Regions from separate parts of the Mus musculus genome. Here all the other regions are linked to region 2. The links are chromatin loops, found by intact Hi-C in ENCODE. Cell type or tissue: heart. All regions are shown on one strand. Each heading gives the region's core, and the rest is flanking DNA. Links, peaks and the distances in the headings are about the cores only.

Evidence for each region. Hi-C counts contacts between places; a loop is a spot of excess contacts. Peaks named below come from ENCODE experiments on the same cell type or tissue, not always from the same donor. Only the 100,000 strongest peaks of a DNase experiment are listed, where the experiment ranks them.
Region 1: it touches region 2 in a loop (7-fold over the local background); 37 of 42 quality-filtered maps call a loop at or near these places.
Region 3: it touches region 2 in a loop (2.4-fold over the local background); 5 of 42 quality-filtered maps call a loop at or near these places.
Region 4: a loop joins it to region 2, with 2.4 times the contacts of the local background. A loop is called at or near these places in 7 of 42 quality-filtered maps.

What each region holds. Positions count from the first base shown.
Region 1 is chr2:155,844,189-155,851,735 of GRCm38, reverse strand. Uqcc1 (ubiquinol-cytochrome c reductase complex assembly factor 1) reads left to right here. Exons shown (of 10, transcript NM_018888.4): 9 at 264-377; 10 at 3,210-4,850. The coding sequence ends at 3,344. Among named protein-coding and RNA genes, the nearest start is that of Fam83c, 13 kb to the right of the region's middle. In heart, for the core only: a CTCF peak has its summit at 3,283 (motif pointing left); a DNase peak (open chromatin) is centred at 3,235.
Region 2 is chr2:155,942,705-155,950,251 of GRCm38, reverse strand. It overlaps Gdf5 (growth differentiation factor 5), which reads left to right and starts at 4,885. Exons shown (of 2, transcript NM_008109.3): 1 at 4,885-5,809. The coding sequence starts at 5,197. In heart, for the core only: a CTCF peak has its summit at 3,949 (motif pointing right); no DNase peak of the experiment used is centred there; H3K4me3 peaks cover 591 bases; H3K27ac peaks cover 984 bases; H3K27me3 peaks cover 997 bases.
Region 3 is chr2:155,692,904-155,700,450 of GRCm38, reverse strand. No RefSeq gene overlaps it. Among named protein-coding and RNA genes, the nearest start is that of Trpc4ap, 4.3 kb to the right of the region's middle. In heart, for the core only: a CTCF peak has its summit at 4,022 (motif pointing left); a DNase peak (open chromatin) is centred at 3,970.
Region 4 is chr2:155,669,580-155,677,126 of GRCm38, reverse strand. It overlaps Trpc4ap (transient receptor potential cation channel, subfamily C, member 4 associated protein), which reads left to right. Exons shown (of 19, transcript NM_001163452.1): 2 at 4,009-4,137; 3 at 5,971-6,087. Among named protein-coding and RNA genes, the nearest start is that of Trpc4ap, 19 kb to the left of the region's middle. In heart, for the core only: a CTCF peak has its summit at 3,384 (motif pointing left); no DNase peak of the experiment used is centred there.

The sequences.
Region 1 (7,547 bases), core at 1,014-6,013, 98 kb after region 2:
TACACATAAACTAAAAATAAAATTTACTTTTAAAGGAAGAAGCACTCGGGAAGCAGAGGCAGCTTTGTGAGTTTCAGCCTGGTCTACATCATACATTCCAGGCCAGCCAGGGCTACACAGTGAAACCCTGCCTCGACCCCCACCCTCCCTCTCACCCCACTGCCAATGCCCTCTTGCTCCTTCTGAATCCACTCCGGGGTCTCCTGTTGAAATATCCGAGTTTTGTAGCATGGCTCTGTAACACTTCCTGTCCTGTGTTCCAGGGGATCCTTTCAGATGACCATGGCCTGGCTGCTGCGCTCTGGAGGACCTTCTTCAACCAGAAATGTGAGGACCCTCGACAGCTTGAATTGCTGGTGGAATATGTGAGGAAACAGGTCAGCACCATCTTTCTCCCTGTGCAAACATGGCGGCGTCTGAGTCCTCCTGAGTGTGTGCGGTTGGCATCTTAGTGGGTGATAAGAGGCTGACATACCAGGAGCTAGTTTAAGGGCTTCTGACCCAATCTCATAAGCAGCAAGCATTGATGAAGACAGCTCCTTCCTCCCTCTCTCTCTCCTCCCTGCTTCCCTCTCTCCCTCCCTCTCTTCTTCTTTCTTTCAGACAAGGTTTCTCTCGTGTAGCCCAGGCTGGCCCTGGATTCCTGATTCTCCTGCCTTCTCTTGTGAGCCACCAGGCCTAGCTTAAGACTGAGCATCTTCAGGCTCATTCATAGTGTTGCACGCCTTTAATCCCAGCACTCTGGAGGCAGAGGCAGGCAGATGTGAGTTTGAGGCCAGCCTGGTCTAAATAGAAAGTTCCAGGTCTCTTGTCTTTTCAAGGCTGTTTCTCTCTTGGACACCAACAAAGAATGAGCATGTCCGTGTGCAGCTGTGACTAGGCCGAGGATCCCAGGGATGGGAACAGAGAGGAAAGGAAGAGCCGTGGTTATTGACTCGGTGTTTCGTTACTGCTGGTGCTGGGTGCTGTGCTAAATACTGTGCCCTCGTCCTGGAAGCGGTGGCATGAGGCCGAGTGACACCCACCTGCCCATCATGTACTCACAGAGATCTTCTGCTCCCGACTTGTAGCAGAGCCAGGCTTCAGGCCACACCTAACAAACACATCTCTGGTTCTCCCCACTGGCTATCAGGGTCAGGTCCTTACTCCTGGCTTGTCAGGGCTCCTGTCTCTAAAGCTTCCAGGGCGCTCTTTGGGAAGGCCTGCTTGAGCCCAGTTAGTTCTGTGAATTAACTCCTGATCACTTGCCCCAGATCCTGCCTGGGTAGGAAACTCACTCACGCCTTCTGGATGAATGCATTCAGTCATCCCGAGGTGGAATGTGGAGGCTTTTCTGGGGTCTCCAAGTCGGTTCACCCTTCGTGACTGGCCTCAGACCCCACGCTGGGTGAATCATTTAACCCCAGAGACCACAGCTGCTGCAGACAGCTCACCAGCTGGAGCTGTTTGTGAGTCACACCTTAGCTTCATGGGCTTGGCCTCTGGGGCTGAAGCAGCACCATGGCATAGTAATTCTTGAGTTCACCTCCATGGCCTTGCTGGCCTCCAGCAACCAGGAAAGGGAAGACCAGATCCCGGCTCTAGGACCAGCGCATTGCCTGGTGAAAGGCTGACACAGTGAAGCCCGTTGGTAGCCAGATGGTAGGGAACTCCAGAAGACAAGACTGCCATTTGACTCTTCTTGAGATCTGCCAAAGCCAGGGAGAAGGCACTGCGGCCGGAGAGCCTCACCCGCAGACAGGAGTCGAAACTGGCAAAGTAAACACTGCTTTGTGAGAGACCCACCCAATTTTCCCATCCGTCCTGGTGGGCTTGTGCCAAAGGCCATGACAAGGCACAGCTAGGACCTCTCCAGGGGCCCAGAAAGAAGACTTTGCCATAATTAGTGTCTTTGTGAATAGTTTCCTTTGGAACCATTAGAAGTGGGCAGTAGCGGGACCCTAAGAAAGCCAGGAGCTTTGAATGGAGACCCAGCTCTGTCATGCCTTGAGGGCCTGTTGTGTCAGTCCTCCCCTCGAGGAGGTTACAGGCAGCCAGGGAGTCGTCAGCCTGTCATGTGACCCAGGTTCAGGAGGGGCTGGGGAAGACCAAGGAGAGTCAGGTTCTGACTGGGTGTGTCATGGCAGCCCAGGAAGCCGAGCCTTGAGCAGTCTCTGGTGCTACACGCCTGCTACTATTTGATAACCGATCTGCAGTAATGTTGAGGCTAACAACCGGGGGTGGGGGGGGGGAGGCTCAGGTGAGAGGCTGGGGCTAAGTTCAAGAGGCATCATAAGATGCAAGAGGAGCAGTGAGCTCTTTAAAGAGGGGACAATCCAAGACCGAAGATGAAGCTAATCCGCAGTCTTCCTGCCTCTCCTGGTAAGGGAGCCTGCCCTGTGGGGCCACTAAAGGACAGTGGAGTCACAGACACTAGAAAACCAGCTGGCCTGCCGTGTTCTGCGTACACCTTGCTGTCTCTCTCCCCAGTCCCCATGAGATACACATTTCTAGCTGGTCGGTGCATTGCCGCCAGCGGAGGTCGGGGAGTACAATCTTGTGCTCTGACTTCTGGCCTGCAAGAACTTTGTGATGAGAATGTAGCAGTGGTTAATGGCCCTCGTCTGGAGTGGGTGGAGTGGGGATGTGTGACAGTGTGACTCACTAGACCACTCAGTGGTTGGTTCTCAACCTTCCTTATGCTGCGACCCTTTAATACTATAGTCCCTCGTGGTGTGGTGACCCCCAACCATAAAATTATTTCATTGCTACTTCATCACTGCAATTTTGCTACTGTTAAGAACCATAATGTAGGGGCTGGAGAGTTGACTCAGCGGGTAAGAGCACTGACTGCTCTTCCGAAGGTCCTGAGTTCAAATCCCAGCAACCACATGGTGGCTCACAACCATCCATAATGAGATCTGACCCCTTCTTTTGGTGTATCTGAAGACAGCTACAGTGTACTTACATATAGCATTAAAAAAACCAACTGTAATGTAAATATCTGATATGCAGGATCTGACCTGCGACCCCTGTGGAAGGGAAAATTGTGCCCCAGAGGTTGAGAACTGCTGTACTTCTCCAGGTCTTCTTTTTGTGGTAATCGTGGATGTGAACAGTCAGCTCACCACCGCCCCCACCCCCACTGCCCTGGTCCCTCTCCTCTCCTTTGTGTCTTTGCCCCCTTGGGTGAGCACCTAACCTCTGTTCCGTGCTCTCTCCACTTGCAGATGCAATACCTGGACTCCATGAACGGTGAGGATCTGCTGCTGACAGGGGAAGTGAGATGGCGCCCTCTGGTGGAGAAGAATCCACAAAGCATCTTGAAGCCCCATGCTCCTACTTACAATGATGAGGGCCTTTGAGAGACTGGTCCCTCCGGACAGCTGGCTGGCTGGCTTTGAGGACCTTCCATGGAAGAAGTGCCTGTTTGCCCCAGGACCCTGAAGAAGGTGGCCTGAACTGACTTGTGAACAGTACCTGTTGAATACTCAGCCCACTCGTGTTGAGTTTCTTCTTCCTGATCTGGTGGGGTTACTGGGGAGGTCCTCTTGCTCTTTGACAGGTCCCCTCCCTCAAGAGAAGCCCCAGGCACACTTCCCAAGTCCCCTCAGCACCACACGTGACTGAGAGCTTTTTCCGAAGGCTGAGGAAGGGATGGGTAGGTTAGAAGGGGGTGCCTTCACTCAGAAACCCCTGTGCTTGGAGCAGTTTATTAAGTTCCAAAGTCACAGTGGGTAACCATATACTGTTCCCCCTCTGTGAGCCATGGGGTTGAAGTAGCCATTAAAAAGAGAGACTTATTTCTGCCATGGTTTTTCTTTGTTCCAAGGTCTTTTAGAAACATAGTTAAAGCCCAGTGTAGTGGTGCATGTCTTTAGTCCAAGTATTTGGGAAGCAGAGGCAGATGACTCTAGCTAGGTTCTAGGTCAGCATGATCTACAGAGTGAATTACAGGGCAGGCAGAGCTACACAGAGAAAGCCTGTCTTGAAAAAACAAGAGAAAAGAAAAGTGCAGGTGAGGCCGTGGGTTCTCCAAGCTCAGGGAATAACTGCAGCTCAGTTAGAGGCAGCACGGAGAGGAGCGGAGAGGAGAGGAGAGGAGAAGAGGCCAGGGGCTCTCTGCTGCTACTCCTGTCCCCAGGTCACAGAGAGGAGTCACTGTCTGGGCAAGGTACAGTCTGCCAGGCATGTTCACTGAGATCCAGGAGGTCTCAGGACCAAGGGGCTTGTCACATCCTAAGTCATTTAGAAAGAACAAAAGTCCCTTTGTCACCCACAGTGAACTGGGGAAGGAACACACTCTCCGCACTTGGCCTCTCTTTACGTGAGATACTGTGGCGTGCTGGTACCATCCAAGCCTCGGCCCGGTGTCTATCCCCTCCCCAAGTTCTAAAGCACGGGCTGTGATGGGAACTTGAGGGGCCTTTTCTCTCTGGGCACTTGAAGGGTCTGTTCTCTCTCCCCCGAGACTTTGGGTCATCTCTTGGAAGGTTTTCTGAAATTGAGGAACGGGGGTGGGGCCCGTCTCCTCCCTCCCTTCCCCCACCCAGCTTCCTTCATTGAACTTGCTATAAAATGAGTCATATGAAGAAACCCTATACTGTGAGGTATGCGCCACTTCTGTGAAAACATTACAAATCAAGCCGCCTTCTCAGTTTATTTAAGATGCTTTTGTTGCAAGCGGGGCTCTGGAGTGAGGCGTCCTCTGTGAGCATGAGATAATAGCACCTTGTAACTCATTACATCTGGGCACTATTTACATAAACCAGAGGCGAGCCAGGCAGGGATTTGCTGATTAATTTATTTTTAATGGACTGAAGTATGCCATGCACCAAAATAAACTTTACTGTGTGTACCTAACTGCTCCTGGAATGGATGGAAAAATTAATGGAACAGATTTTGGCTCCTAACTCTGCACATTAATTCATATATAAAAGTTATTTGAGCATTAACCCATTTGCTGCCCAGGGCAGCTCCCTAGCCACAGATCCCAGCCCGCGGCACCACCTTAGCTGCTGGGCTTGCTTTCGTGTCCTGGGACCTCAAATTTGCTAGCCACTTTAAAGGTCATTTGCAGCCGTCCTGGTACCCTTGCCCACCTTTCTTTCCGTGTTCATACAAACCCTAGCTGAGTCCCACAGCAGAAAATAGCCCCTGCTTGCAGAGCTTATGTCTACAGGATTCAAGTGTTAGGATCCAACAGCTCTTAACAAGGAGCTGCGTTGTCATCCTCAGGCTCCCTATGCACGGCCGTCTGCATCAGTCGCCCCACCAGGACCTCTCGTCTTCCAGATAAAACTCAGGTACGCCTCAGGCTGTGGGCTGTCCGGTTGACTCCCATTCATCCCAGCCTGCTTCTACAAGTCTCATCCATTTTTTCCCCGAGCATCCTGAGTCGCTTGGAATCATCTGAAGGGACCCCACCATTTGTCGCCTCCCCCCCCACACACACACACCTTCCGTACTGCAATCGATGTTGGCTGCAGATGGACAGAGTGGCTGCCAAGGTGGAAGATCACTCACTGTGCGCTGCTGTGCAGTGTCTGCGTGTGCCTCGGTTCGTAACTGAGAGTGAATGGACAGCTGAGTTGCTCACTGTCAGTGTTAGCCCATCTAGAAGGATCGTGTTGGATCAGCCTCAGCTCAACTTATCTAGCGGTGATGCTAAATATCAAGCAGTGGGGGGCTGTCCCTGGGAAGGCTGCCCTTTGAGAATGATTTTTGTCCCTTTTGATAAACTTCCAGAGGTGGCCAAAATAAGTTATGAGACACCATTATTTAAGAAGCCAAGCAGGGCAGAGGCACGACTGTCCTGAGCTACATCATGAAACCCTATCAATAAAAGAAAGGGCCAACAAGGAGGTTCAGTGAGTAAAGGCTGCTGAACCCAATGACCCCACTTAGATTGCTGGGACCCTACATGGTGGAAGAGAAGACGTCCTGCAAGTTGACTCCTGATCTCAACTCTACATGGCAGAGGTCACGTGCACACACACACACACACATGTACACATGCACACACATAATATACATACTCATATATACACATGCATACATACATACACACACTCTAAATGTTAATAAGTAAGTAAAAGGAAATTCTGAAGCAACACTCAAAATATAAAGTACAAATATTGCAAGGAAAGAGGGAAAATAATTACACTTGAAATCCTACCTAGAGCCCTCAAGACCATACAGGGTTGCCATTGCTCTTGGTTGTTCTTTAGAACTTGATGGAAGACTCCATTGCCAAAGACGACACACACTTCCATTGCAGGACGTAGAGAAATCACGTTAGAGCTGAGCTGGCAGCATCCTTCCTGCAGGCTAGCTCCCATCGCGTGGAGGTGCTGTGCAGACTGGTCGGGTCGGGGGAGAAGTCGACGTTCCTACCCAGCTGTGAACCTTGTAAGCTACAATGCCGGGCGAGATGCCCCCATTTGTGCAACTGCTTTCTGGTTGGATTCGAGACCCATAAGAGGAGGTCCATGCCTGGTTCTGTAAACCTGGTCAGAACCCCATGGCTGAGGTCACGGGCCTTAGGGCAAAGCCGGACATTATTTTGGTAAATGGACATGGTGTCCAACTGTCCCCTGAATACTTAATTTACACCCATAGGTTCATTCCTATTGCTCTCAGCCTTGGTCAGAGAATCTGCCATTTGCAATAAGCAGTGGTTAATGCCGAGGCCCACAACTGGTCAGAATACAGAGAACCCAGTCTTACATGGAACGTCTGAGGGCTAGAAAGATGGCGCTGACTGCTCTCCCGTTGGACCTGGGTTTGATTCCCAGCGCTCATGGAAGCTCACAGCCATCAGTAATCCACTCCATGAGATCCTATGCCTCTCTGGTCTCTGCAGGCACTGGGCATGTATGTAGCACACAGATGTAGGCAAAACACACATGCCCATAAAATTTAAAAATTTTAATGGGACAGCTATTTCAAAACTCTCTCCCAAGGCTCAGGAACTGTCATGGAAGAGAAGCAGAGGAGATATAAGAGCTGGGGTGTCAGGAAATGATGTCTGCTAGCTACAGCCTAGCCATTGCACAGGGACTCCCAGCATCTGAGGGGACTGGAACAAGATGGGGCCCAGCAACACGCCATCATGGATGGAGATGGGGCTCTTCAGGCACATCCCCTTTTGGAGAGACTATGGTTTGTGGGGAAGAGAGAAGCATTTTGACAGCAGTGTAGCCACTGGTAACTTGCCCATGTCCCAGTAAATGACCCAATACCCAGGCTCATACAGGTAACTCTAATTACACTCATTGGCTTCCCCAAAAAACCAAAGACCTGAAAGCAGAAGAGGACTTGTTAGAAGAGGGTTCAGCGGGAGTGGGGGTGGGTGCGGGGGGAGAGAGAGAGAGATGGATGCGAATGACCAAAATACACTATAGACATATATGAAATCCAGTTTTAAAAAGAAACCCTACCAAGTATTTGGGACATTGAGGCAGGAAGATGACAAGCCAGAGGCCAGCCAGCCTTAATCACATCACATTTCCCACCCAAAGAGGCTAGCCTGGGCTACTCATCACTAACTCTCACACGGTTGGCTT
Region 2 (7,547 bases), core at 1,755-6,754:
CATGAGGTGCTTCACAGAATCTCCATCTCTGCTGAGATGCCACCTGTCTGCAAGATGCCTGTCCTTGCTAGAACACACACTTTAAAGACTGTTTTGTTTCCTACACAGCTCTCAGAAGAAGCCCCTCGGACTGTGCGTTCATCTGTCTCTTTCACCAGAATTTGAACACAGACTGTGATGTCTCATCCACTGCTAGATAGCCACTGGTCATAATTAAGCAAATAAACGAGTGAATGGACAGGCCACTCAGCTGGTAAGCGGTAGAGCTGGGACAGACTGTGCGGTCCCATCTCCAATCCGCCCTTTCAGCTACTGTGCTGGGCTGGCCCGACTTGAGATCTCAGGAGTTTGACAGAACATAAGGAATATGAAACGTCCTTGAAACTTCCTAAGGGTTTGGATAAAACAAGGGATTTTTCTTCTTCGGTTCACTCGGCTCATAATGCTTTGGCTTAGTTTCTCGGTAAGGATGTTTTGTGAGGTCCCGATGAGATAATGGATGGGAAACATTTAAAGAAGTTAGAGGCTTTACACAGTGGAAGGGCCTGTGAAGATTATTTCCATGCCAGTGGCTTCCCAAGGCTCCCATCCTCTACCTTAGGTTTGACATTAATATTGCTGACAGGAATGGGGGAGGGAAGGAGCCACAGGGGACCCAGAGACTCTGTGTCCCAGTAATTAAACATGTCGGGACTGAAGCGCAGCCAGCGGCAGCATCTGGTTGCAATTACCAGAGGGGACCAAAGTGATTAGTCACCTTTATAGTAAGAGCCAGGCAGGAACCCTGGGCTCCTCCCTGGAGAGGGCCTTCTATCCAGATTCAGAGTCGCTTTCCTTTTTTTCATTGGAGACGTCCCGAATCCTGGGAGTCTCCTGGTCCTCAGACAATGGTCCTTGTCTGAGGATCCTCCATGCCCTCAAGTTCCAGACTTTGAGTGAGTCTTTGGCTGAAAGTCAGAATTCCCTAATGTTCCTACCGCACCTCCTTATCACTGTTGATCAATTTAGAGTGAGATCCTTGGTATAATATGTTGAGAGGGGTCACTGAGATGGCTCAGATCCTGCTGCCAACCTGGTGATCTGAGTTTGATCCTGGAGCCCCACATAGTGGACAGAGAGAAACAGCTCCTCCAGGCTGTCTGGACCTCTGACCTCTGTGTACCACTACATACAAATAGTACTACAGTTTTAAGGCAGGCATAGTGATACACACCTTTGAACCTGATGTTCCAGAGGCAAAGGCAGGTGGATCTTAGTTCAAGGCCTGCTTGACCAACACAGAGTTCCAGGGCTGTGAGGGCTACATAGTGAGACCTGGTCTCAAAAGGAGAGAGAGAGAGAGAGAGAGAGAGAGAGAGAGAGAGAGAGAGAGAGAGAGAGAGAGAGAGAGAGAGAGAGAGAGAGAGAAAAGTTTTTTAAAAGGAGAGAGAAAAATAAAATTCTTAAACGTAATTTTAAAAATATTGGAAAGGGGCCAAGCGTGCCAGTGCACACCTGCAATGCCAGCATTCAGGGAATAGTGGCAGGAGAATCAAGAGTTCAAGCTTGCCCAGTGGTGGTGACGCACACCTTCGCGCCCAGCGCTTGGGAGGCAGAGGCAGGCAGATCTCTGAGTTCAAGGCCAGCCTGAACTACAGAGTGAGTTCCAGGACAGAAAAACCTTATCTTGGAAAAACAAACAAACATAAACAAAATAGATAAAAATGAAAATTTCATTTTACTTACTTTGTGTACATGCGTGTATGTGCTTAGGTGGGAGACAGGAAATGGGAGGCTGGAGGGCAGCGTGTGGGAGCTGGTTCGAGAGCAAACTCAGGCTGCTTGATGGCAGGCACCTTTACTTATTGAGCCATCTCACGAGCCCTCTTTCTAGGTGTCTAATAATCCACTCCACTGAATATCCACAAAAGCTCTTCGTGTGTCAGTACTGTCATCATCCCTGTTCAGAGTTTCAGAATGGCTGGATGGCTCTCCAAAATCATATACTGTATAAATAGCAGAACTGCCACGATTCAAATCCAGGTCTGTCTGCAGAGCCATTGATCATTATCAAATCATGCATTGGATGGCTCTATTGACTCATTCATAACTTTGTTTATTCAGTGGATAGAGCTTACTTTGCTAGTAGCAAGACAGTGTCTCTCCCTTTTAAGAACTTGAAGTCTAGTAGAGGAGGCAGAGTATGTTAAAAATGATGGCGTCTGAGACTTGACCACACACACAGCCCATGCTTTCTCATGTATGTAGCATCTGGATCTACATATATGTTCTGAAAGCAGAAGGGGGACAAGTGACTGCTGGGAGGCTGAAGGGACTGATGGGGACACATGAAAGCAGGAAGTTAATGAAGGGTGGGGGCATGGACATCGAGTTATTTTCTTCTTTCATATGCAAAAGTTGTGTATTTAAATATCTAGATATAACAGGAAGTAGAAGGGTTCCTGGGTGGAAGAAGGGGGCGTGGGTGGGGAGAGGTGATAAGGGAGTGAATGTGACAGAAGGATAAGGGCATGCACATGTGGAAACATTACAATGAAACCAGTTATTTACTCTAATTTTAAAACAGAAATGATACAAAAGAAAACAATAGTGTTCCTTTAAAAGGGCCAGTTTGAGGGCCATTCATACAACACACTCCGAGACTCTGCTATGGGCTGGGCTCTGTGCCAAGCCCTGGGAATAATTGAAAGACAAATATGGTACAGTGTAGTTATAATCTAATGGGATAGACAGATATGTACATAAATTATGATAGGCATAAGGAATTCAGTTAAAATAAAACTATGAAAAAAAAAAAGCACACAGACTTTAAAAACTGATCTGCGTTGGAGGTGGGGGCAGAGACCGAGGCTGGATGGATTTGAACTCTGAAAGCAGCACAGAAAGTGTGCGGTGGCTGTTTGGAAGCTTCGTGACTTTTCTGGGGTGTAAGGGATACCGATACCTTAGTGGGTCAGCTCTAGGTAGAAGGAGAGTTGGGATGGAGAGGTCTCAGAGGCCAAGAAAGCAATTCTAAGGGAATTGTAGTAGGAAGATGCCAGAGAGGCCCATGAAAGTCAATCACAAGCCAAGACAAGAGGGACGGACCTGGATAACCCGAGGGACTGTAACGACTTCAAGCTGTCCTCAAGAGAGCAGGTAGTGCCTTGGTCCTTTGAAGTGAACCTCTTTAGACCTGGGAGCCATCTGTGAAGACTGGAATGGAGCTAGGAGCAAAATTATGGGGGGAAAAAAATAAAAGAAGAATACTTGCTGCTCCTAGGAAGGACAGAATTCTGCTTCTAGCGCCACACCAGGGAGCCTCACAACTGCCTGCAACTCCAACTCCAGGGGACTTGATGCCCCTTTCTGCTCTCCCCTGGGACCCTCTTTCCACACATATAAATAAACAAAATAAATACAAAACCAAAAACCAGGCATGAGTCTACCTAGATCTCCAGAGTGAGGACTTTGTTTGGTGTTGTCTTGGTGAGGGCTTTGTGCCGTGCACTGGACTACAGAGTGACATGCCTGTCTCCAGCAGAGTCTCTAGAAACCGACTTTAGCATATGAATGGATCTGTTAGGTCAGCGCAGGGAGTAGAGGATTAACCAAGAAGGCTAGAGTAGGCGGTACTAGTTCTATAATCCTACTCTGTAGCCAAGCAGGTGGAGGTAGAAGGATCAGGACTTCTAGGGCAGCCTCAGCTACACTGTAAGTCCAAGGTCAGCTTTTGCTACAGGAGAAAAGGAAAGGAAGAGGATCTGAGCTAGGGGTGGTGTAGGATCAGAGTTCAAGACCAGCCTCGGATACATGGTGAACTTGAGGCCATCGTGGGCTATCTGTGCGTTATCTAAAGACGAAGAAGAAAAGGCAGAGAGGGAGAGGGAGCTCTCTTGAGTCAAGCAGAATTTGGATTTCTTCATCAGCTTCTGGAAAAGCAGCCCCAGAGAGTTTGTTTTCCCAACCTCCTGCAGGGGTCGCTGCTGCCTTAGGCTGGGGCTGTCGCCTCTGGTCTCAGCTAATTTCTTTTAAGAAAACTGGCGGGTTTTTTGCTTGGGTAGTGGCTGAGGTACACACACCCTGGACCTGGTTCCAGCCAAGGGGGCTACAGGATGGCAGTGCTTAGCCAATGGCATTTGGTGGGGGTGTATAGTGGACACTGATTTTTTTTTCTGTTTCTGGGTCACAAGTTTATTAAAATAAAAGAAACAGTAGGTAAATGCTGCCATCTGTGCTGCCCTCAACACACACACACACACACACACACACACACACACACACACACACACACACACACACACACACACACCAGGTCCTAGACTAGACAGAGAGATTGAAATTGCTTTACAGACACTCCAAGGACTTCACTGAAAACCTTGCTTGCATGCTTAGTTTGTGCAGATCTCTACACTAGCTTCTCAACATCTCTGCTCAGGATGGTGGGGTGGGCTGTTCCAGGAGGTGGAGGTGAAAACCCCTGAGTCTACTCTGGGATGGGGAGGCCCCCTAAGCCTGAGTCCCGCTATGGGGCTCTGAGCCAAAAGCCCCCGTGAGCCATGGCCTCCAAAGGGCAGCGGTAATTTTTTTCACATAAATATATCGCACTTAAATGAATTTAGACAGCATGACATCAGAGAGTAATTAAATTGGTTTGGGTTGGAATTCCGTTTCCAATTCCTGAGTTCAGGTTTGTAAAAGATTTTTTTCTGAGCACCTGCAGGTTTGTGTGTGTGTGTGTGTGTGTGTATGTGTGTGTGTGTGTGTGTGTGTGTGTGTGTGTGTGTGTGTAAGTATTTTCACTGGAAAGGATTCAAAATTAGAGGGAAAAAAAACTGGAGCGCACAGGCAGCATTACGCCATTCTTCCTTCTTGGAAAAATCCCTCAGCCTTATACAAGCCTCCTTCAAGCCCTCAGTCAGTTGTGCGGGAGAAAGGGGGCGGTCGGCTTTCTCCTTTCAAGAACGAGTTATTTTCAGCTGCTGACTGGAGACGGTGCACGTCTGGACACGGGAGCACTTCCACTATGGGACTGGATACAGACACACGCCCGGCGGACTTCAAGACACTCAGACTGAGGAGAAAGCCCTGCCTGCTGCTGCTGCTGCCACCGCTGCCTCTGAAGACCCACTCCTTTCATGGTTTTTCCTGCCAAGCCAGAGGCACCTTCGCTGCTACGGCCTTTCTCTGTGGTGTCATTCAGCGGCTGGCCAGAGGATGAGACTCCCCAAACTCCTCACTCTTTTGCTGTGGCACCTGGCTTGGCTGGACCTGGAACTCATCTGCACTGTGCTGGGTGCCCCTGACTTAGGACAGAGAACCCCAGGGGCCAAGCCAGGGTTGACCAAAGCGGAGGCCAAGGAGAGGCCACCCCTGGCCAGGAATGTCTTTAGGCCAGGGGGTCATATCTATGGTGTGGGGGCCACCAATGCCAGGGCCAAGGGAAGCTCTGGGCAGACACAGGCCAAGAAGGATGAACCCAGAAAGATGCCCCCCAGATCCGGTGGCCCTGAAACCAAGCCAGGACCCTCTTCCCAGACTAGACAGGCTGCAGCCCGGACTGTAACCCCAAAAGGACAGCTTCCTGGGGGCAAAGCATCTTCAAAAGCAGGATCTGCCCCCAGCTCCTTCCTGCTGAAGAAGACCAGGGAGCCTGGGACCCCTCGAGAGCCCAAGGAGCCGTTCCGCCCGCCCCCCATCACACCCCACGAATACATGCTCTCCCTGTACAGGACGCTGTCCGATGCTGACAGAAAGGGAGGTAACAGCAGCGTGAAGTTGGAGGCTGGCCTGGCCAACACCATCACCAGCTTTATTGACAAAGGGCAAGGTGAGAGGGTAGGGTGGCAGGGAGGGGCATTTGCAGGGACCCAAGAGTTCCAAAGTCTTGGAGTGCGCAGGTGGGGGACAGCGTGTGTATCCAGCCTGGGGTGGGAGTCTGGAACTTATCGCATACACACCAGATCCAGTACTAGGAGCACCTAGGGATCTCCGAGTCCAACTTCTGCCAGGTGCAGAAAGGGCACTAAAGTGCAGAGAGGAGCTAAGATCTCCCAGTTGGATACTAAACTCCAAGACCCAGTTTTGATTACTGGGTGGTACTCTGCACCTCATGCGGGTTGGCTGAAGTCTCTAAGCTCCAGGTTTTTCTCAGACAGCAGAGAGAAAGAAACTTTAGGTCTCTGCGGTTCTTGAACTTTACCCTCAGATAGGGGGCGAAGGGGGCAGGATATGTGAGGACAGAAAACTTGTCCCAGGGGGAGGCACCTGGCTGAGGCCACATTGAGCCCCTTCTTCCCTGGGGTCTCTTCCTATTTGTATTCTAAAGGACATCGGACTGAGTGATGTCTGTGCGTTTTGAATGGGAAAACCTTGTATCCTTTTCATCAGCAACCTGGGAGAGAGGACTTGTCTTTCTTGCGTCAGCGTCGCCGGAGGTCTGCCTGGCTCTTCCTTTCAACTTGCTGTGTGTTCTCAGCAAATCCCTTCCCTTCTGAGTTTCAGGTTCTCCGCACCGTGGAGATAGTTAGGCTGCCGGCTGGCAGTTGGTGAGGTTTCTTGTGGTTCCCAGGCTCTGGTGCTGAGCCTCGAGACTTTGGCTGGCAGAGTGGGGGAGGGGCCAGAGAGTGGGAGAGGCTCCTCATTAGAGTTGGTCTGTAGGGGAATGACAGGGGGTTGGGGGGAGGTACAGAGGCAGCAGGTCTGGCAGAGGTGGGGGAGGTGGCCTGGCTGCCTGCCCAGCCAGGAAAAGCTGTGACCCCTCTAGGGCTCATAAAATAAGTCCTTGTGTCCCCCCAGCACTAAGGGAGCTTGGGGAGGGGGAGATGGGGAGTTTAAAGGCCTAATTAGTTACCTTCTAGAGCAATAGTTGAATGTTCCCTAATGGCATATTGGCATTTAGGAAGGAGAACATGCTGATTCAGCGATACCATTGAGATTTTACACATACACATGCACGCACACGCACGCACACACACGCACACACACACACACACGCACACACGCACGCACACAGCGCTTATATTTATACACATGGTAAATGAATCACATACATGCACACATGTTTCAGGTATTCATATAATCCCAACTTTACTTACATATGCCAGTAGCATAAATATATTACTGTATGCTTACTCATGAACCCAATTGCACACATGCATGCGTGCACGCACACACACACACACACACACACACACACACAACACACACACACACACACACACACACACACACAACACACACACAAACTGGAACATTCATGGACCAAAAGAATCATTAGGATGGGAACTTGGGGAGTTGAGCTGCAGATTAGCTTGGTTATTAATTTGCTGTGTTACCCACGTCAGTTTACTCCCCAACTCTGTGCCTTGCCCATAGCAAGATTGCTGAGACCTTTAAGGTCTAAGAAGCTCAGAACGGACTATTAAAATCCTAGGCTACGGTTTCTATTTTACCTTAGCTAGATGAGCTTGAATAAGCCCTTAATTTACTCTGAGCTTCAGGTTCCTCCTCTGAAAAAGTGGGTAATTGAAATGTACATACCACCTGCCTTATTTGCAGGAGATAAT
Region 3 (7,547 bases), core at 1,704-6,703, 250 kb after region 2:
GTTCAACATTGTGTTATGAATTTGTATTTTATTGAATCAGAATCTAACCAGAGTTCATGTATTTGGTAATTAGCAATGTTTCTGCAATGTCTTCTGATATTCAAGTCCTTTTCCTCCCTCCCTCTCTTATTCCCTCTCCCTCCCTTTCTCCCTCCCCGCTCTCCCTCTCTCTGTCCCTTCCCCTCTCCTCTCCCCCTTTCTCTCTCTCTCTCTCCCTCTCTCTCTCTATCTCTCTCTCTCTCCCCCTCCTTCCTTCACTGCTCCCTTTCTCCTTTGCCACTTTCCACTTATCTTTATTTTATTTTTATTATCTTTATTTTATGTGTATGGGTGTTTTGCCTGCACATATGTCCATGTACCACATATGTGTATAATGTCGATTGGAATTTTAGAGGTTGTGAACCACCACATGGGTTCTGGAAGTCGAATTTAGGTCCTCTGCAAGAGCAGTCAGTTCTCTTTAACCACTGAGCCATCTCTCCAGCTCCCACATAGGAATACACAAAACAAAAGTAACTTGCCAATTTCTTTTTGCAAAAAAGGGTGCACCAGGACCCAATCAGGGTTAGGGAGTATGCTGGCCAAGATGACCTCTATCTGTTTTCTCTAATATAGGTAGTGACTATGTCTTATCTAATTGGTAAGACTTCAACTTCACAATCAGACACAGTTGGCTCTTCAGAGCAAAGAGGGAGGTTTGGGCTAACTATCTTTGATAGAAAAAAAATTCTCCCAGTTGCAATTCGTTAAAGAGGTTGGGCTGTCATGGTGCTTTTCTGTGTTATAGGTTTGCTTGCTGGCTTTCACGAAGAAAGAAGCAATAAAGACAGCGGGATGAGGCCAAGATGGCAAAGGCCTCAAAGCTATATGGTTGGCACTGCTGATTCAACCCCCAGATGAAATGGGGACCTAGCAAATGCTACAATCTAGATAAATCTTGAAGTCCATGATGTCTATAAGCCAGACCCACAGGGCATGTTGTATCCCATGGTGTAGTACTGACATATTCCCTGTGTGCCTATAAGTAACCTCCCATGCACACTTTTGGGAGCAACTCTAATTAATCTCAATGGATCCCAAACAAAAAGAAGACGTGGAAATAGGAGGAGGACTTCCGGGGAAGATGCAGGTTTTCACCAGAGATAGGGGGATGAGGAGGAACAGAGGGTGAAACTAAACATCATCAGAGATGTGTATGAAACTGCAATGAAAATTGGAAAAGAGAGAGCATTTTCATATATAGTTCATATTTCCATTAATCAGTAGTTCTCAAATGCTAGGTGGGATCAATGGAGGGGACCTGGAAAAAAAGTGATTGGCAGAAGCATATTGTCCTCAAATCAGAGCCGCCTCTCCTTGGGAGTGGAGACTGCACGTGGAGCAGGGAGCTCGGGGACTTTATAGGGTGTAAAGGGGCTTTGGGGGATGGAAGATTCCACCTGTAGGTCAGTCCCCCCTGTGTCCTCAAAATGCCAGATCCCAGTGGGGTTTGGTATGTTGTGGGAAGCCACATGTGCTGTTGCAGGGTGGCGCTGGCTTCTGCTGGCCACCACACATACATAGGCAGTAAAGTTTTTTTTTGCCAAGATGAGGTTTTGAGAATTAACCAAAATTAACCAATCAGATGAGAGACAAGTTAACCAATCAGATGAGAGAGAAGTTAACCAATCAGATGTAGCCATACAAATGAGGTGGTAAGCATAACCCAAGCACAACCAATCCGGGTGTGAGACACGCCTCTCCTAGGCCTATATAAGCAGCACCAGTTCTGGACTTGGGGTCTCTTTGCCTCTGCAAGCAAGCTCTCCTAATAAATGTGTGTAGAAGGATCCTGTTGCAGCATCGTTCTTGTTGGCCAGTCTGGCGCGAGCAAGAGTATGTGACTGTCCTTATCAGAATCTCCTAAATGTCTATCAGCCAAAACAATTTTCCTGTCTGGTGTTTCCCAGTCCACCTAAGGCTTTTAGGTCATTAACCTTTCGTTAATGTAGTCCTAGTATAAGTGCTCAGAGGGGAAAGGTATCCCTAATAGAAAGAAGTGTTGTAGCACTGCAGGGAAATGTATCTTGGCAGTCAAGACCAAGGAATACCACAAGGTCACTCTGTACAACAAGCCTCACACAAGAGATTTATTGGGAAAGACACTGGAAGGTGGCTGCCTCTGTTTGGGCCGGCAAGAAGCCACAGGGAACTGTGTGGAGGCAAGCTTTACATAGGGTTTCTTGTGTGTGTGTGTGTGTGTGTGTGTGTGTGTGAGAGAGAGAGAGAGAGAGAGAGACAGACAGACAGACAGACAGACAGACAGAGAAAGACAGAGAGAGCGAGACAGAGAGAGTGTATGTGTGTGTGAGAGGTGTGTGTGTGTGTGAGAGAGAGAGAGAGACAGACAGACAGACAGACAGACAGACAGAGACAAAGAGAGAAAGACAGAGAGAGCGAGACAGAGAGAGTGTATGTGTGTGTGAGAGGTGTGTGTGTGTGTAGCTTTCTAGTGTGAGGATAGGTGAGATTTCAAGTCCTGAGCTTGGAAGAAATCCAAGGATTGGTGAGTCTTCAAAACCCAATAGTGAGCTCAGACTTTTTACCCTATACCCAGTCCAGTGTCTCCAGCATCCCCTTCACCAGGTTAGTTTTTCATTTTTTTGTTTTGTTTTGTTTTTAATGGATTTCACTGTGTAGCTCTGGCTTGGCCTTCTTGATACTTTCATGCTTATTGGAGCATGTGTTTGTTCTGAAGAGAAAAACACTGAAATATTGAGGTGAAATCTCATAGCATCTATAATTTTTTAAAATGGCTTAGAAAAAAAATGGTTTGGGTCAGCACAATGGCTCAGTGGGTAAAGGAGCCTGCTGCCAAGTCTGACGACAACGAGCTCAAATCTGGACTCACATGGAGAAGTAGAGAATCAAGTCATCCCCTGACCATCACACACAAACCTTGGCATGCGCATACCCAAACTCAAATCCAGCCTCCAGAAAATTAAGAGACTTAGCAGAATGAACTTTCTTCATAAGTATTTATCTACCTATGAGTATATATGAAGATATATATCATGTATTACATATCGTACATCTACATAGGGAGATATCTATCTATCTATCTATCTATCTATCTATCTATCTATCTATCTATCTATCTATCTATCTATCTATCTATCTATCCATCCAGAACATAATGACGATAATGGGTAAGTATAAGCGAAGGATACATGTGTGCTCAGACTATAATTTTTCAACATTTCTGTAAATTTGAATTTTTTTCCCCAAAAACGCTGAGGAGAGAAAGTGAAAGGGCAGGAGGGTTAAGTGGGTGGCCAATGGTAAGTGCTCAGGAAAGGGCGGGCTTTAGACCTAGTGCAAGTTGCAAGAGAGCAGGGACTTTTGTTTCCTTTGCACAGCATCCCCAGTCCCCGTGACAGCGCCTGGCCCATAGGCGATAGAAAATGTTTAAAACAACAAGTCACTGGGCCAGTGAGATGGCTCCATGGGCAAAGGCGCTTGCCGCCAGACATGACATGAGTTCAAGACCCAGAACCCACAGGTGAAAGGAAAGAATAGACCTCCCCTCTCCCTCCAGTTGCTCTAATCATTGGGAGGTTGTATATTAGAAACAAAATGTGAAAAATAGTCTCCAAAATGATACCACAAGATGAAGCACAGTTACACGGACAGTTATTACTATGGTCTGAATATAGTAATGTGATTTTTCTCTGATTATGACTTCCCCAGGATTAAAAGAAAAATTACTCTTAAAAAAATTGCCCTAGAAAAATCTGTACGTGTAATTGAGGTGATCGTGGTAGTTAATTTAAGGACGGTAATATTCTAGGAATGGCAGCATCGCATGCGGTGGCACCACTGAGATTACTGCAAAAAATTAGTCAAGCCTAGAGTTTCCATTTGTTTTGTTTTGTTTTCAGTGTTGACCCAGATCCGCATCAACAGGCCACTTGGCAGAAGGATGCTGCGCCCCCTGGTGGTGAGAAGCAGCTGGGAGAAGCTGACAGGCAACAGATAAATTGCACTCAGCCTTCCCACAGGTTTCTGGAAACCTTTCTCCTTACTTCCTAGTATTATGGCGCCCTAAAGACTGACCTCGAGGTGAAGGGTAAGGCTTTTTAAAAAGAGCTATTTTTATTAGTTTTAAGTGTATTTGTGTGTTCAGGGTATGCTCACGTGATTGCAGATGCTGGTAGAGTCCAGAAGAGGGCATCAAGTTCCCCTGGAGCTGGAGTGAACCTCCTCCCAGTGTAGGTGCTGGGAAGGAACTCAGGCTCTGGGCAGGAATGGTGTGCACTTCTAACAGCTGAGCTGTCATTCTCCAGCGCTGCTTGCTCCGCCTCTTATGTGTGGTTTTGTTTCCAACTTGGCTGCTTTTTTTTTTCTTGACTAATTGCTCTGTCTTCTAGAATTATACTAACGAGAATGCTAATTTGCTGTAGCGCTAAAGGAGTGTTATTGAGTCAAAAGAAGTCCACATTACATATTGATGAAAAATTGCACTCTGGAAAGGCATCTTGGTTAGCCCTCTCGTCTCCAGCATTCTACTCTGGGGAGAACTAAGAAGGCCCTTCCCCCATATTTATTTGGCATCTTTATCCTATGAATTGCCTATTCCTGCTCAGCTATTAATTTCCTAACATTGATTTATTCTCTCTCCCCCTGTCCCCCCCCCTGTGTGCACGCACACGCGTGTGCATGTTCATAGGAAGGAATGTCATGGCACTTGTGTGGAGGTCAGAGGTTAGCATTCAGGAAAGAGCTCTCTGCTTCCACCATTTGGTTCCCAGGAATGAAACTCAGGTCTTCAGACTCGACAGCAAGTGCCTTTGCCCCCTGGGTCATCTCACCAGCTATCCCCAACTCTTCTATCCATTGTGTGGTTTGGCTTGTAGCAATCTTGTAGGAGTGGCTGTATTTATCTGTTCATCGATCCACTGATCAGATCAAAACAAATGTTATCGCTGACTTTATTCCAGGTACTGATCTGGGTACTGGGGATGGGTGTGGCAAAGTACTAAACAGATCACAACAACTGGAGAGATGCACAGAGTAATGGGTTATATGTCAAGTAGAGAACACAGGTATGGGGAGCATAAGAGACAAAGCTTTCTATCTGTGCTCAGGGAAGTAGTCTTTGATCAGAAAGAAGGGGGTGGGAAACCTAGCCTCTCAGACAACTACCTGGGGTGGAGAACTTGAGGCAGACTGGACAGAAAGCTCTTCATACATCCTAAACTAACTTTCCCAGAATGCCGTGCGCTTTCTATGCTTGTTCATGCTGTCTCGCTTAGAATGTTGAGGTCAGTTTTATTAATCTTCCTGTCATGGCTCTGGACTTTATGCTTAAGAAGGCATTTCTCCCCCCAAATCGTAAAAGATGGTCTTCATTCACTGCTGCCTTTTAATGCTTTGTACTTCTAACAGCTCTGTGCACATATAACTTATATTTCAAAACCCACTTATTTTGGATTTTTGTGGGTGTGAATCTATGCCGGTGTACTTCTCTGTCCCTAAACCCAGTTTTAAAACTACACTTTGATTTTGTTACATTTATATTTCTAAGATGAATTTTAGATTTAACTGTAAAGTTAAAGACCTATTTCTTTTGTTTTGTTTTGTTTTGGTTTGGTTTTTGCTTTTTGTCCGTTGGAAAAAAAATCTCCTTTATCACAGGATAAACTTCCTGTTTCTGATTCTTCTCCAACAATCACAAACACACAGGGTTTTATTTGGTTCATTCAGATTTCATGATGGGACAATTGCACTGAAAAATGCAGGTTTTTCTGTTTTCTTTGTTTTGTGTTTTGTTTTTTGTTTTTTGTTTTTGTTTTTGAGACAGGATTACAGATTACTCTGTGTAGCCCTGGCTGTCCTGGAACTCACTCTGTAGACCAGGTTGGCCTCGAACTCAGAGATCAGCCTGCCTCTGCCTCCCAAGTGCTGGGATTAAAGGGTGCGCCACCACTGACCGGCTTTTTTTTTTTTTTAATGCAGTTTTATGGCTTTTATTTTATAAAGTTTTTTCCTTTTTTAAAAAATTATTTCTTTTACTTTTGAGAGTATTATGTAATTATGTCATTTTTCTTCCCTTTCCTCCCTCTAAACCCTCCCTCTTCTTGCTCTCTTTCAATAAAAAAATTTAACTTTAAAAATTACATTTAGGGGCTGGTGAGATGGCTCAGTGGGTAAGAGTACCCGACTGCTCTTCCGAAAGTCAGGAGTTCAAATCCCAGCAACCACATGGTGGCTCACAACCATCCGTAACAAGATCTGACTCCCTCTTCTGGAGTGTCTGAAGACAGCTACAGTGTACTTACATATAATCAATAAATAAATCTTTTAAAAAAAATTACATTTAGGGCTGGCGAGATGGCTCAGCAGGTAAGAGCACTGACTGCTCTTCCAGAGGTCCTGAGTTCAAATCCCAGCAAACACATGGTGGCTCACAACCATCCGTAATAAGATCTGACACCCTCTTCTGGTGTGTCTGAAGACAGCTACAGTGTACTTATGTATAATAATAAATAAATCTTTTTTAAAAAATTACATTTAAGCCGAATAGTGGTAGCACGTTCCTTTAATCCCAGAACTTGGGAGGCAGAGGCAGGCAGATTTCTGAGTTCGAGGCCAGCCTGGTCTACAGAGTGAGTTCTAGGACAGCCAGGGCTACACAGAGAAACCCTGTCTTGAAAAACAAAAACAAAAAAACCCCAAAACAACAAAAAAAATTACATTTAAAGTGTGTGTGTGTGAGAGAGAGAGAGAGGGAGAGGGAGAGGGAGAGGGAGAGGGAGAGGGAGAGGGAGAGGGAGAGGGAGAGGGAGAGGGAGAGGGAGAGGGAGAGGGAGAGAGAGATTGATTAGAGGGCAGTTTGGAGGAATTATTTTCTCCTTTCACCAACATGGGTTCATTGGACCCAACAACTTAGGTCGTCAGTTTTGGCAGCCAGTGCTTCTACCCACTGACTCATCTCTCCTTATCCTATTTTCTTTGTCTTAAACCAGGTCACCAGGCAGTGATCTGCTGGAGCGAGTGGGAGCCACACCTTGCAAGTAGCATGCAGATGTCAGTCACAGTCTAGTTTGCCTTGGCAGCGATCTCAAATGCCTGCTGTTGTTCCACTGCAAGTTACTTATTACATCATTTCACTTTTTAAGGACTTTTGGTTTGGGCAACAAATTATAGCCACCTTAGTTACAAGTAGCAAACTTCATGGCATCCTAATTTGGCACACTCAACTTATTTTTGTTACAAGATAGCCTCCTAGAAGAGAAAGTGGGGAGAGTCAGCACCACCCTGCTTCCGAGGTTTGTCGGAGCCAGTGAATTCAGTTCTACTTGCGGGGAAAATGAGGGCAATATTCTATTTGATAGGGGATACAGTTTGCCAAATAAATAACTACATTTGTTTGTGTGGATTAGCTGTGGTCCCCTGAAACCCTCGTCCCCTAACAGGGCCCTCTGCTGTTCTGCTTATCACCTCGCCCTCCACCTCACCTATATATTCAGTATGAGGAGTACAGCTGGTGCCTTTAGGAACTATTT
Region 4 (7,547 bases), core at 1,343-6,342, 270 kb after region 2:
TTCATGTCCTTGTTTTTGGAGACAGGGTCTCTCTTTCTCATTGACTGGAACTCTCCGAGTCGGCCAGTCTGGCCAACCAACCAGTCAGCCGGGAACCCTCCCGTCTCCAGCTCTTCAGCTCTGCATTTACAAGAATGCCCACCACATTGGCTTTTTAAACTTTTCTTCTTTTAAGAAGGTTCTGGAGACTGAACTTGTATCCTCATACTTGCAAGCACATATTTTTTACTTAGAGGTATTCACTTATACTATAGTAACATTTGTTGAGGAAATTATCCTATGGTTTGACATTACTGTTTGACGAGACTGTTAATCCAGTCTTGATTGGTGTTGACATGTGATGAACTTACAAATCAGCAATTCAGGATTACAAAACTTGCAACCTCAACACTGTTTTTGGCTCTTCTGGGTCCCTGGGATTCCCATATGAGAGTTAGTAGTAAATTACCAATTTCTACAGTGAAGACAAGGGGGCTTTGGTAGGAATTACATCAGATCAACAGCATAGAGCTATTGCTGTAGAACAATGAGCAGTATGGAAGGTACTGTCGTGTCAGTGAGATCACTGCCTGGACATGAGGTGCTTTTCCATGGTTCTTGGTTTTGTTTGTTTGTTTGTTTGGTTGTTGTTGTTGTTGTTTTAATAATGAATGATTCTTCTTTTTTAAAAGATTTATTTATTATATGTAAGTACACTGTAGCTGTCTCCAGAAGAGGGTATCAGATCTCATTACAGATGGTTGTGAGTCACCATGTGGTTGCTGGGATTTGAACTCAGGACCTTAGGAAGAACAGTTGGTGCTGTTAACCGCTGAGCGGTCTCTCTAGCCTGTTTTTTTTTGTTTTTGTTTTTGTTTTTGTTTTGACAAGTTCTCACAGTATAACTCAGCCTGGCCTTGGTTGAGATCCTTCTGCCTTGGTGTTCTGAGCATCCTTTAATATCTTTTAACAGTGTTGAATTTAACAGTGTTTAATTTTGTTTTTGAGACAGTATTTCTCTGTGTAACAGAGCCCTGGCTGTCCTGGAACTCACTTTTTAGACCAGGCTGTCCTTGAGTGTGTTTGCCACCATGCTGGGCAAATATCTTATTTTTAATGCTACTATAAAGTGTAATTGATGATCAGGATCATGTTATCCACACATAGAGTGTTCCGTATTTCCAGTTCAAGTCTCTTATTTATTTTTCTTGCCCAATTGTTCACATTTATGTTCCTAGTACATTGTTAAATGCAGTTGGTAAGAGTGGACATCTTTAGGTCTTTTTTCTTCTTGATGTTAGTAGGAAAACATTCGTCTTTACTAGTTAGCATGGTGTTAGTTTGTAAATACTTTTAGCTGATTGAGACAGCTCTGTTCTGCTTCTAGTGTGTGCAGAGTGTTAATCATGGAAACATGTTTGGCTGTTGCCATTTTTCATTATGTCTTTTGACATAGACCAAAAAAAATGTCCTGAGGATGTCCTGTAGGCTGTTGGTTTTCTGTATGTAATAGTTGGTATGTTGAATTATTTCTGCTTGCTTTTGCTATATATGTTGCTAGGATTTTGTGTGTGTGTGTGTGTGTGTGTTTGTTTTGTTTTGCATCTATATTGGTAAGAGAGACTGACCTGCAGTTTTCTTGTGGTATTTTTGTCTAGATTGGTTACCAGAATACTAGCCTCACTATTTTGAGGAGTCTGGGTGCTTGTGTTAGTTCTTCTTTAAATGTTTGGTACTATGTGAAGCCTTCAGTCTGGATCTAGGCTTCTTTTCTGGAGGTCTTAGTTGTTGCTATGTGAATCATCACTAAGTCAGCTTCTCGGGTGTTCCAGGCCTGCCTGCTGCTCTGTCAGTCTCACAGCCTGTGTTCTCCCAGTCATTTCCTTTAGCTATCTCGACTGTTGACATATGGTCATCTTCAGTACTTGCCTAGAGTCTCTTCTGCTCTGGTCACTGGTGGTGGTATTCTCTCATTCATTCCAGAGTTTAATAATCCTAGCCAGTTGTTAGAAGCTGTCGTTAAACGCTTATCTGTTCATTGGCCTCTCCAGAAAATCTTGAAATGAAGGTGTTGTCAATGTTTGTATAGTTTTCTGCTTTTAGTTTATTTTGTTTCTGCTGCCCTGTTTTATTTTGCTGAGCTTATTTCCCCTAGTTTCTCATGGGAGATAATTAGCTTGTGATTCCCGTTTATAATACTGTTTAGGATTCTCTCGTGCAGATACTCTGTAGGAATTACTTCCGCAGGGTCTCAGCTGTAGATTTGCTTCTTGCTTTGTGTAAAGAAAGGAAAGAAGTTTTTATCTTTTTTTTTTAATTTTTTTTTTATTTTTAACTTACATTGATTTTGAGCCTAAACACTATATATAACATTGCTGCTATCCAGACATTTTTGTTGTAAGTCTTATTTCCTGTGTTTCGCCCTAAGGAAAAGCATTCTTTTGAGCACTCTCTGTTACCCCCTCATGCCATCATCTAAAACACAGTGTAGATAGAATTATGAGACTTGTTCATTGCATCATGGGGCATGTGTATTCAGACAAGCCCAACATTATTAAAGGTTTGTTTGCTCCATGCAGACTGTAACTAGATACTTTTGATTTGATTGGACCACAAAAGTTTTGTGTCTGGTGTTCGTAATGTGGAAATGACCTTATAATCCACTCACGTTCTGTCATTGTGCGGGTGTTCTCGTTGATACCTTCAGACATTTACTCAGCCCCTGCTTTGTGCAAGAACTCTGCAGTTGAATGGGAGAGAGAGTGTGAGTGTGTGTGTGTGTGTGTGTGTGTGTGTGTGTGTGTGTGTGTGTGTGTGAGTGAGTGTTTTCTTAGTTTGGTGTCTGCTCTGGGGTAGTTGTGATCCAGAGAGGGAAAGGGGTGGATGAACTAGAAGCTATGTGCAGTAGGTTAAAATATGTGATAAATGAAGTCCTTGAGTAGGGAGGGGCCCTAAGGCCCTAGGAAGGAGAGAGGAAAGCCAACTAAAGTTTCTAGCAGTTGGCCTGTATGTAAAAAAAAAAGTTTTATTTATTTGTTTGTTTGTCTATGTGAATGCTTGCCACACGTGTGGGTGCAGGCAGAGACTGGAAGGAGGATGTTAAATTCTTTGAACTGGAGTTATTTGTGGTTGTAGCTGCCCAGCCATGTGTGCTGGGAACCAAATTTGAGTCTTCTGTAAGGATAGGAAATGCTCTTAACCATTGAGCCATCTCTCATCCCCTGCCTTGATCAATCTGTCCATCTGTGTATCTATCCATCCACCCACTTATTGCTTTGTTTTGAAGCAGGTCTCTATAGTCTAAGCTGACCTAGAGCTCACTTTGTAGTTCAGGATTTTTAAAAGTTCTTTTATAGACATAGCAGCTCGCAGCTGTCTGTAACTCCAGTTCTTGGAGATCTGGCGCCCTCTTCTGGCCTCCATGGGCACCAGGCAAAAGTTGTGTACAGACCTACATGTAGGTACAACACCCATACACATAAAATAAACAATAACTTAAAATTCTAATAAAAAGTTTCTTTAAATATTTAAGTAAGAGTGTGTGTGTGTGTGTGTGTGTGTGTGTGTGTGTGTGTGTGTGTGTATACTCCTGTGCTGTAGTGTGCCTGTGGGGGTCAGAGGACGGTATGTGGTGTTAATAAGTCCCTTCCTCCCCTTTACATGGGTTCCAGGAGTCAGGCAGGTTATCAGGCTAGTGTAGTAAGCAGCCTTACCCACTGGGTGGTCTTGCTGGCCCTTATTGACTGCTGTTTGAAGGAAAGTAGCATTTCAGATAGAAAAGCCTGGGGGAGAGCCTCTGGGCAGGGGAGATCAAGTAGAGAAAACACAGCTGAATTTGGAGTCTTGAGTGTGCACTGGGGAAAGCGTAGACTGACAAGTAGGGTTCAGAGCAGTCCTATGTCAGGAGCAGGGCGTAGGCTACAGCTTTATTTGCTGGGGTCCTTGGCTGTTTGGGAGTCAGCTGCTCTCTTTACCAAAACTTCTTCCTTGACAATAAAATATTTCTTTGTTTTTATTTTTTATTCACAGTTCACTGAGACCTTTTTGACCGAGAGGGACAAATTGTCCAAATGGAGTGGAATTCCTCAGTTGCTCCTTAAGCTGTATGCCACCAGCCATCTGCACAGTGACTTCGTTGAGTGCCAAAGCATTCTCAAGGTAACTGATGGGGCCTTAGAGGGTCTGTGCTCAGGGTCTTCAGATGCCCCCACTATTGACCTTTTAGAAATAGCCAGCTTTTGTATGAGCTGTAGGACACTGGAGAAGTTTGGAAACGTTAAAAGAAGAAAATAATCACTAGTTATTCCAGTGCCCAGGGATTTGATTGTTTCCCTCACCCACTCCTCCTGTGATGCTAGGGACTGAACGCAGGGCCTTGCACATGTGAGGCTGGAATTGGGCCCTGAGCCCCTATCCCCACTCCTATCCCTAGATGGCATTCTTTTTGAAAAGAATTTTAAAGGCCCTATATCACTGAAGGCTCTTGGGAGGAGCTTTATGGCTGTCAATAATTATCATTAATGCAAGATTGAAGTTGGACTGCTGGTCAGGTTGAGAGTTAGACGCTTGTTTTCCAACTTGAGTGCTGTCTCGGTGCTGGCCCACACTCATTGCTTCTGACTTGGGACTGGGATCAAACACGAATTTAGAGAAGCAACTGGAGCCACAGTTGTAACCTGTGTAAGCCTGTAGTCATAACAACACTGAATACTACGGTACTCTTCAGAGGCAAAGTGTTGATGACTGTATCTCACAGGTTTATTCTAACCTTGCTTATTAAATAAACGTAGTTGTTCCCTTTAGGAAGAGATATTACATACTCATCCTTTCACAGTCTGATAGAAGTAATTATAGCCTTCCTATGTGCCTTAAAATGCTTTAATCCCAACATTTAGGAGACCAGAGGCAGATGGATCTCTGAGTACAAGGTTGTCTATCCTCTACTATGTAGTTAGTTCCAGGTTAGTGAGGGATTATCTCTCAAAAACAAAACAAAACAAAAACAACAACAACAAAAACTAAAGGTTTTTTCCAAAAACCTGCCAAATTTCTGTTACAGAACTGAGGTAAAACTGAAGGCTTGGGAAAATAATATCCTAGTGACCTTGGTGTGTGGTACACTTTATTCATTCTGCAAACACTTGAAACCGCAGTGTTCCAGGAGAGTTCTTTCTGTCTGTTACTGCCTTTTATGAGCAAAGGATGCTATGCCCTTCCCAGAGCTTGAGAGCCAATGCAGGCACCTACAGTGGTGACTCCTCCTCTGCCTTAAGACTCAGAGGAGGAAATACAAAGAAGAATCTGTCCAAATGTTCAGGGGCTTCAGTTTGTCTTCAGGGAACACTGATTCAGTCTAGGGGATAAAACTCTAGGCTTATAAATAGTTACAAAGTCAAGTGCCAGATGTTACAAGTAGCATAAAGAGATCCCTTTGGGTGGCTATGGAAGACCATAAGAATGCCTTTGACATGGAGAAGTCACCAAACATTTCTGTCAGGAGATCACAGTCCAACAGAGATTGTTATGACCGCAGAACCAGTTGTTTCTTGCAATACCTGGTGACATCAGGTAGCTGCCCCATCTTCTCTCAGCAGCTCTCAGTGAACCAGAAGTTCATCTGCTTCTTGGAGTATTTATTGTAGGGCCTAAAGATGTTTGCACTGTCCAAAATGACCTTCCTGGTACCCTGGCAAGCTGCTGCTGGAAATGAGCCAAGGATACACAGCCTAGCTTTCCCCAGCCAGCTGCTGAGCTTTCCCAGCATGACAGTGCGGGTTCTAGCCCTTCCTTAAGGCTGATGTCTAAGCGTGCTGTGTCACAGCAGCCAGAGTCCATGGGAAAAAAGGACTCCAAGGGTCCCGGATACTTCATTGAGGGCTAGCTTTGTTCAGGGGGGGATTGAGTTTGTTACTAAAATGAATATTATAGTGATATTTTAGTGTCTTCTGTTAAATTCTAAAATGGAATCTGTCTGTACTTTTTTTGAACCAGGAGATTTCTCCTCTTCTCTCTATGGAGGCTATGGCGTTTGTAACTGAAGACAGGAAATTTACTCAAGAAGCTACATACCCAAATACATATATTTTTGACTTATTTGGAGGTGTTGATGTAAGTAGCTGTTTAATGCTATTAATACTTAAGTCATTGAAAATTTAAAACAAGAGGCAAGAAGAATTTCAGATTTATAGCAAATATTTCAGATGGTTTAACCTAAAAAAAACAAACCCGTTTTGTTTTGTTTTGTTTTGTTTTGTTTTGTTTTGTTTTGTTTTGTTTTGAGACATGGTCTCACTGTGCTGCCCTGGCTGTCCTGGATATCTCTGTGTAGACCAGGCTGGCCTCGAACTCCCAGGGATTTATTTGCCTCTGCCTCCCGAGTGCTGAGATCAAAGCTGTGTGTCACCACCACCAGCTTAACTTAAACTTTTAATTTATAAAATGTACTCTACATTTATGAATTCTCCCCTCTTGAGGCTGGTTCTTACACAGTGTGAGTTCTTTCAGCCTAGGCCGTCAGCGTGATGGCGTGCGCCTTACTTCCCCTGTTGAGCATTTTTCTGGTCTGGATCTTAACTTTGAGGTCAATGCATTCTCTTATGTTGAAGCACTGTAGTATTTGCTTTGAAAGAATTTATTTGAAGTACTAAAGCGTACAGAGTGAAAGGTGTCCCAGTGTTGTCCTTGGAAGCTGCTGTGATCACTAGGTCTTGTGTGTACCAGAGCTGTTTTTGGTTTAGATGCGTGTGCGTGTGCGTGTGCGTGTGCTCCCATCCCCAGCTTCGTGTCTTTTCTCCTCACACATACTGGCAAGTCATATATCCAAGATGCTCTCTTCTACCTTGCTTTTTCCCCATGCATACCTAAATATTCCATATTTTAAATATCTAGTTAGTATTTCCTGGTGTAATTATAGTTTACTTGTTCATAGTTTACTTGCTCAGACTCCAGTTGAACATTTAGTTTTTTCACTTTTTTTTTTTAAATTACAAACAAGATTGCCAAAGAACTTTTTACAGACTTTTGGAGCCTAAATATTTATCTCTTTTATTTATTAATCTGCAACTTATACCAACTTTTACAAACTTAAATCCCAGGAACAAATTACAAAAGTGTCTTTTTACCTATACCATCACAAACATACTGTATATATGTGTGTACTTTTAAAAAATTATTTCTTTTGGGCTAGAGAGATATCACAGTAGTTAAGAGCACTGGTTGCTCTTCTAGAGGACCTAGGTTCAATTCCCAGGACCCACATGGGAGCTCACAACTGTATGTATCTCCAGTTCCAGGGGGTCTGATCCCCTCACACAGACATACATACATGCAGGCAAAGTACCACTACACATGAAATAAAAATAAGTAAAATTTTAAAAATTTTTATTTTTTTAAATTATAAAGTAATTACATAATTTCTCCCATCTGCATATTTTTAAAAAGCTCACACATATTAAATAAATAAATAAATCCCTTTAAAAAAAACCTTTAAAAAATAAAAACAAAAGAAACAAGAGCTTTTTTATTTAAAGATGTATTTATTCATTAAATGTATATGAGTACACTGTTGC